2 separate regions of the Mus musculus genome follow, and region 2 is linked to region 1. Evidence: chromatin loops called from intact Hi-C (ENCODE). Cell type or tissue: heart. All regions are shown on one strand. Region 1 overlaps Gmds (GDP-mannose 4, 6-dehydratase). Region 2 overlaps Gmds (GDP-mannose 4, 6-dehydratase).

What was found. Hi-C counts contacts between places; a loop is a spot of excess contacts. Peaks named below come from ENCODE experiments on the same cell type or tissue, not always from the same donor. Only the 100,000 strongest peaks of a DNase experiment are listed, where the experiment ranks them.
Region 2: it touches region 1 in a loop (2.5-fold over the local background); 4 of 42 quality-filtered maps call a loop at or near these places.

Annotation. Positions count from the first base shown.
Region 1 is chr13:32,017,498-32,021,497 of GRCm38, forward strand. The region is part of intron 7 of Gmds (GDP-mannose 4, 6-dehydratase); the gene reads right to left. All of the region lies in intron 1 of Gm35672 (a long non-coding RNA gene), which reads left to right. Among named protein-coding and RNA genes, the nearest start is that of Gm35672, 11 kb to the left of the region's middle. In heart, no CTCF peak of the experiment used is centred here; a DNase peak (open chromatin) is centred at 1,624.
Region 2 is chr13:32,166,924-32,170,923 of GRCm38, forward strand. The region is part of intron 4 of Gmds (GDP-mannose 4, 6-dehydratase); the gene reads right to left. Among named protein-coding and RNA genes, the nearest start is that of Gm52055, 65 kb to the right of the region's middle. In heart, no CTCF peak of the experiment used is centred here; a DNase peak (open chromatin) is centred at 2,388.

The DNA.
Region 1 (4,000 bases):
TGTGGCAACTGATAATAGATGTAGCTTGCACTAATATAAGGGAATTTTCACAAATACTTCAGAAAAAGTACCTCCTCTTCATTCAGATCTAGAAAATGACAGGGTACTATCGTTTGTTTTAAGTTGTTCCTCGAAAGCAACTCCACAAACACAAACATAATCCCATTGGCTTTATTTTGCCATTGTGGAGCAGGTTTAGTATTTCCAAAGTAACCTAGCAGTTATTCTGAGGCCATTTGTAAACTGTATCCTGATAGGCTACCAAGGCCATATCATCATTATAGGATTAGAAGAAGTTAATGGCTTTCTTCCCTCTAAATCATATCACTGGCCACACTGGCCTCCTGACAATGAGCTTGATTCTCCAGCATGAACACATTTCTTCATGTTATACCTCTGGAGCCAAAGGACAAATCATTGGCTGAGTGCTCTTTTCACTTGATTGGGTGATACTATCATGAAAGTCTTGGCCTTAGACAATTACTGTGATGCATACAATAGGTCATTTCTTAAGTCTCTCTGGAAAAATGAGGACTCAAATAATAATTCCTCCTTGTACAGTTGCCATTAAGAGCTGTAGAATCCCAAACAGAGGCTAGTTTTAATGTCAGTGTGCTTGGTATGATTATGAAGTACTCAGCTGAAGGATTATGGGAGATGGAAAAGTCTCAGAGGCAGCATTTAGGGCAAACACCACTTAATAAACTAAAAACCACCTTTATAGAATGTCATGCCACTCAAGGTAGTAAACAGTCCTTTATTCTAGCTTGCTGAGGACTCCTTGGTGTAAAAATGACCAGGGCCTGGCAGCACACTCCAAAGCCACGTGTCCTGTCTGTGGCAGACTAGTTCTCGTATACACTAGGATCTATGTGGTCAGTGCAAAAGGCTTTGGGGTAGTTATAGCAACTTTTACCTGCTTCATTTCTATCTCTTCATGAATTTTAAAAATGATCCTAGGACATGGTTTCTTCTTGGTCATAGCTCATATGTCCTACAACAAATTAACAGAAACAGGGAAGCTGGTAATTTTGATAAATGAATGGTGACTAGTACTTACACAACTGAGCTAGAACTACATGAGAGTCAGAGGTCCCACTGAGTTTCATCTTGTCTTTTTCTGTCTTAGGGAGAAGCAGACATGTAGCAGCCACTTGTGGAATGGCTTCTGAATAGGCATTACCACACAGCAACACTAGGCTGCTAACTGCATACTCAGGATGAAAAAGCAAAAAGGAAAAGGTGAAGATAGAGAGAGCCAAAGACTAGCAGGGCTTAAAAATCATTTGGTGTCTGATGGTTGGCTTGGATGTAAACATTTGGGGTGTGTGGTAAGCATGGGAGCATACTACATTTCAGAAAACACATTTACAGAGAACCTTTTACTTAAAAGCGAACTTTTCCCTCTCTCCCTTTGGGCAGAGCTTGGCCTGCTGCAGACCAGGAGGTGTGAAGCATACAATGAACTTGATCAGACTGTCTCTGTGGCAGCTGTCCAAATCACACATTTCCCTAGCAGAACATTCAGGCTTCAGGAGGAAGGAAGTCTTCTGCTACTGAAGATCATTAGCAGTGCTGAGTGCAACCACTGTCAGTTGCTTTGGGGTTGGCCTCTGATCACTCATACAAAGGACGGAAAATTGCTGGCGCCGCTGGCCCTGTGCCCAGCCTGTTGGACAGCAGAGCCTATGAAAGCCACTTTTTTTTTTTTTTTTTTTTAAATAGCCAACACACTGGAAGGGGGCAAAGGGTGGCTGGCATACACCCTCAGGCACATTAATCAGCAAGGAATTGATCAAATGTCACCACCCACTGGACTTCACTACCAAAACTCCATGCAAAGGAGACTCCTAGAAAAGGGGAGGCCCCAGAATAACACTGCATGCATAAAATGTCCTCCCTTCCTTCATATGGAAAGCTCATCTCTGAGGTGTCAGGATAAAACATGAGAACAGCATCTGTCCTTGGAGACCAGCAGGAGTGATTCACTATTTCATGGCACAGAGAAGGGAGGAGGACACTGTAATAAAAGTTTATAAGGTGAAATCTAAATCCTGAATGTCCTGCACCTTAAAAAAAACTTTCTTCTTTGTTTTGTTTTGTTTTTTTCTTTCTTTCTCTTCCTCTCCCCTTCCTGAGAGAACATAACACAATGTAATTAAATGGTAAATTACTCAAGAAAGAAATGTCTAGACTCATGAAAAAAAAATCTTTGTGCAGAAACAAAACTTTATACACCTCACATATTTTGGATAGCCTAGTTCTTCCAGCAAAGTTTAACGCTATAACCATGATTGTTTAAAGAATAATTTTCATCAGATGAAAGGGTAGTGAAGTGAAAAAATTCACAATTCTAGCGTAAGACAATCTGTGGATGAAGGAATTAATTGCTCCTTAAGTAAACAAAGTAAAATTTGAGGCCATGAGTGAGCTTTTCTCTATTTCTAGTCAGTCTCTGAACAGGAAATGTGTTGCCCTGAGAGTCACAATGCATACATTCTCCCGAATCCTGAGAACAACCCCAGTATTCCTCCTATTCATCCCTAAAGGAAGATGTCTGCATACCAACAACTGAATCCACAAGGTGAAGCTTAGATCTTGGCTAAAATTTACAATATATAAATAGATTTTATTTAACTTAATTTAGAAAACTTATGAAGGATTAGTATTTTAAAATACAGTGGCTGAAGCTGGGCCTATGGTACATACCTTTGACTCCAACACTGAGACATAGGCAGCACAATCTCTAAATTCAAGGCTAACCTGGTATACATAGTAAGTTCCAGGCTATTCAGCAGAATAGTTTGTCCTCAATGTGTGTGTATGTGTGTGTGTGTATGTGTGTGTGTGTGTGTGTAGCTAAAATGGAAATTAGGAAAGTTATAGATTTAAAGGTCAAAATGTTTGACATAGTTTGAAATTGAACTACTTTGTAGGAATTTAATCAATTAGCACAAAATTTCAAGATATTGTACAAGGTTTCATTAAGGGACTACTGAAGGTATAATGCAATTAAATGTAAAAGAGACTCTATTTAAAATGCTCCAAGTAGACAGGCTGTGCTATTTTAAGGTACTAATTTCCATCTGGCAGAGCAGAACCAGACCTACAATGCTGTGCTTCAGAGCAATTGCTCTTAGGTCTCAGGGTGCCGTGGGGTTACTGAGTGTCATAGGCACCATGATACATCTTCTGTACAGTGGCTCCAGTTGGGATCCATCTCTTTTTAGTGAATGACATCTATGCGAGAGGCAGCAGCTCCCTCTCTCATTATGGAACAAAACACAACAAAACCCTTCATTTGCTGTGCTTTTGTAAGATTTAGTTTAGGTTGAAGCAACAGTATACTTTTGATATGAACATAGAACACTATTCTTAAAGCACACTAATTGAAGAGCAATTAATTAAATTATATCACACACAATAACTCCTAAGAACTACTTTTTAAAAGCCAGATGTTGCATTCATATGGTTAAAACTTCAAAAACTAACAAGGCATGTCGTTGCAATCTCCCCTAATTAGCATCTCTTCCTTCTGCAATCAAGCAGCCACAGTTTAATTCCCATTTTACTCCCCGTTTGCATCACAATCTGCATACTATCCCAATCATGCCACTTCAGTTTCTCATCTCTGAAAGGAGTTTGTTTCATGAATACCCTTTTACGTTTTGACAGATGTAAGAAACCACCTCATAAATATGTCATCATTTAAATTGTTGAATTTAGACATTAGCTTTCTATCGATGGGGATGGGCTCTCCTCTTGGCTAAAAAAAGGGGGGCGGGGACAAAAATACTGAGGGAAAGGCCTTGAATTTTTAAATCTTCCTATGATTCTGTTCTGCAGCTGTAGAACTATGCACTTTTTGGGACTTTCAGTTTGCCATCTATCTCTATCACAAACATTGCTTCACCCTGTTTTGAACTTTTATACCTTCTAACAAGTAGCTTTTAGTAGTCCTCTTGGTTCTAAGTAGAGATGATAAGATAATAACCACCAC
Region 2 (4,000 bases), 150 kb after region 1:
GAAAGTGTCCTATGGTTTCTCACTTCACACCCAAAAACCTCCACAGGGCCCTAGTTCCCAGACATTCAACCTCACTTCCTGGCCCCATCTGTTCTGCTCCTCAGCCCTATACTACTACCTTCAGTGTGTACCATGAGTTATTGAAGTAGAAGGTGAGGATAAGAAAGAGTGATCTTCTTCAAACATAAAAGTCAAGTAAAAAGGCCTTTGCAATTTATAAGCAAGACAAAGTTTAATCCACAGATCTTTTTTTCTTAGAGACACTATTTCAAAGCCATCAGCATCTGAGAGGTCAGTTTTATTTTCTCTCACTGACAACAGATGCAAACTTATTGCGAGTATCATTTTTACCTTTGTACAATTTGTATGCCTCATCAGCAAAACGTGTAATTTTAGCATTAACGTTTTCTTCACTACTCATAATTTCACATTCAATATTTTCTAGGAATTTTCCCCAGTGACTAGTTTGAAACCATGGCTGAATGAGCTTCACAGACATAAATGGTGTAGTGCCTATTAGCCACATCTAAATTAGTTGCTGTACAACACAAATGGCATGTTTTAGTTGCTTTATTGAATACTGCCTATGTGAAGAGCTTTACATGAATTCTGAGATGTCATTAGGAAACAGGACCGTGACAACTGCCAATATAGCTCATCTCAGGCTTGAGGACCTGAGCTCAATCCCAGGAAGCCATGTCAGAGGAGGAGACAAAGGGCTCTACAAAGTTCTTTTCTGAAATATAGAAATAAACTTTAAGATATATTGGAAATAAGGAAAGCAAATTTTCCAAGTATAGATACAGATCACATAAGAATAATACTAAAATCAAAGAAAACATATCTAAAAATTCCCTAGTTTTCTAGAGTACATATTAAAAACATAAGTAAAACTACAATGGTAAATTAAGAGGTAGAACAGATTATAACATTGAAACTAGAAGCCGGTTTAAAATGGATTCCTGAGGAAGGTGTGCTACATCAGTACTTTGAAGGGTGAGGTCTTCCCATCAGTGGAGAGCAGCAAGGTGCACAGCAAGAACAAATCGAATCACCAGCAATCGCCTGGGCAGCTTGGCTGCGGACTCTTAATGGAAGGACACAGGCGGAGAGGAGGAGCAAGCCAAATATGGAGAAAGCCTTCACCAGCCAAAAAGCTCTGAAGTCCAGGGTCTAATTACTTTTCCTTTTCATTTACTATTTCCTTGGTAGCCTTGAAAGGGACTGGAAAAAACTATTTTCACTGTTTAAGATACAACGAAATGGAATAAAAAGCACTTATAAGAATATATAAATCCTGGGAAAACTGAGAAAGAGGAATTCTTAACATCACAGTAGGCAATTTATATTTGACTAAGGATGGACAATAACAAAATATACTGGTCTCTGAACACAGAAATTAAAAAGTGAGGATTCTCTAGAAACAAAAGTAAGGGGACAGGAAAGAAAGGAGAGTGCATGGCAGGCACTGGAAAATAGTGTATGAGGCTACTGACTATGCTTCATATATTTACAAATAAAGTTTTCTCATTAAAGACAGACTTAAAATGAAAAGTACAAAGTTCAGAAATTGAGAAATAGAGACGTGTAGAAAATTAAAATTCTGTTGCAGCAATCACATGGCTTTCTCTCACAAAGGGCACATAAAACTATCACTAGGATCCTTTTCTACATGTGTATCCCACCAAAAGCCTAATATCTGTGATTCTCTGTTCACAGGTTATAAAAAGCTTCAAATCACTACAGAAATACAAATTTCTAGAAAAGAGCATGCTTAAAGGCAGTTATTATAAATGGTCTAATCAAAAAAGTCTAACTTATAAGAAACCATCTTAAGTAGTTCAATACATTTTGGTCTTGATTTTTAATTTTAGAAACTTTTTTATTGGCCTGCTTGCATCCAGGCCAATAGTCTGTCTGTTTAGAACAATTACTGAAGAATAGCTTGCTTAGCATCCTGATGTGGATACAGGACACCCTTCAAGAGGAAAAGATCACTTAATTGAAGTTAAACATGTTTCAGGTTTCTGAGTGGAGAAAAGGTAAACATAGTTTTATATCCCAAATCATTTACCCCTATGATTATCTCAACTACCAGAACACCAAAATCAATTTCACTGTACTTTCATTTATGCTTTATAATGGGAAAAAAATGACACATTTCCAAATTTAATTAACCAAAACAAAAATTCCTAGGATACCCCATGCAATTCTGAGTGGACTAAACAATACATCTTAGCCACTCAGGACAAAAGGTCATTTGGAAGGGATGTGCCTTTAAGAGCTTACAAAGGCTTCGTCTCCAGCACTGTAATGAAAAAGGAAGCATATCTCAGTGGAGGAAGGATGCCCACTTTAAATAAGGAAATGGGTCTGCAGGATGCACACACACTGCTTTCTGTCAATGATAAGCACAGTCCACAAGCCCAGCCCCAGACGGCTTGAGCTTTCATGCGGAAGACCCACAGAGCACGCCTAAAGTAAACAAAGGACAAGCAATGTGTCCACTCACTGTTTTATTAAATGATTTATGGCTTCATAACAGGGGCTAGTAAATACTGAGGACTGTGTTCCAGCTAAGAGCTGTAATTACTTGTGTGATGACTGTATACCAGATCAACGCCAATAATGTTTTGGAGAGAAGCATACTTTAAAGTTTATGAGGATAATTATGCAAGATAAATGGCTTTGCTGTGCTTTTTTTTTTTTTTTAACCAGGGAAACAAGAAAGCAGAGATTCCCTAATACTTTTACTCTAATTTAAGAAACTAGCCTATGAACTGTAAAGCATTTTATTAAAGTTTAAGACAGAATAAATCTGATATTTGAAAAAATACTCATTTTGTTTAATTTTGGCAACCATCTTTTGTTCTTCCTCCACCTGTGTGTATCTCTATCACTTCCTCTTGTATACAAACACATAAACTCCTCAGATGTTTTTCACCTACAATAAATTCTAATCACTATTTAATTGCTTGGTGATGACTGTCCAATCTGTCAAGCCATCTTGACTCTGAGTCACTGCATTTCCACTCAGTCCATAGTGAATTACCATACAACTAAAGAGACACTGGAACAGGTACACTGTGGTCCTGGAAAAACCCACTAGAACGTGGGCAAAGTACCGGCATTTCCTAAAAATTGCCTGTGTGAAAAAAGGAGCATGATTCATGAGCTTATCTATCATACTTGTCAGTGGCCATGGCAAACATTATGATTCTGAAAGACTACTCATTCTGAAAGATTTATATCAAGTACGGCTCTTACTATGAAATAATTTTAATTGTCTTTTAGGGAACTCTCTGACCAACTTGGGCTGGTTTACAAAATACCTGTATATACACTCTCTTGGGTTTCTAAAGTTAGAAAGCTTTTCTAAAAAGACAACTGAGGCAAACATTAATATGGTGCTCTGAAGTACCTGAAGAGTTTCTTATTTTTGCATCTGAGAATGTGTAGGGAGAGAGGGGATACACAGCTTCAAATGGTCCATTTTCTACTTTTCATGGACCTGGATCCATATATAAAAATGAACATAAAATGGCTTTCTTATTTTAAGTTTCCCAAGAATTTCTAGCAAACAATTTGTATAGCTGACTTGACCACTGTAAGTCTTGGGGCCTAACTCCTCTCTGGGGATCAATGACATGTCTACCAAAAAGAATTTATAAGATTCACTACAACAATTCCTTTGCAATTGTTATTTTTGATGGTGAAGGATATATTTTAAATAGTACATGTGCCAAAATATGTACTAGCTGCAAACAAGACCATGTGTACTAGATAAACATAGGAAAATTGCTATAAAGTGGTTCACTAAAATGTGAGTATACTTTAGGTTAAAGCACATTGCTGAGAGATGTGGTGGCATACATCCCACTTTTCACTAAAATGGGAAAGGGCAAAAACATGAGTATTACAGTTAGGATGCAACTTGAATACAATAACAGAGTTTCTCCGATTGCTTTATTATAAACAAAATCAATTATTACTGTGTCAA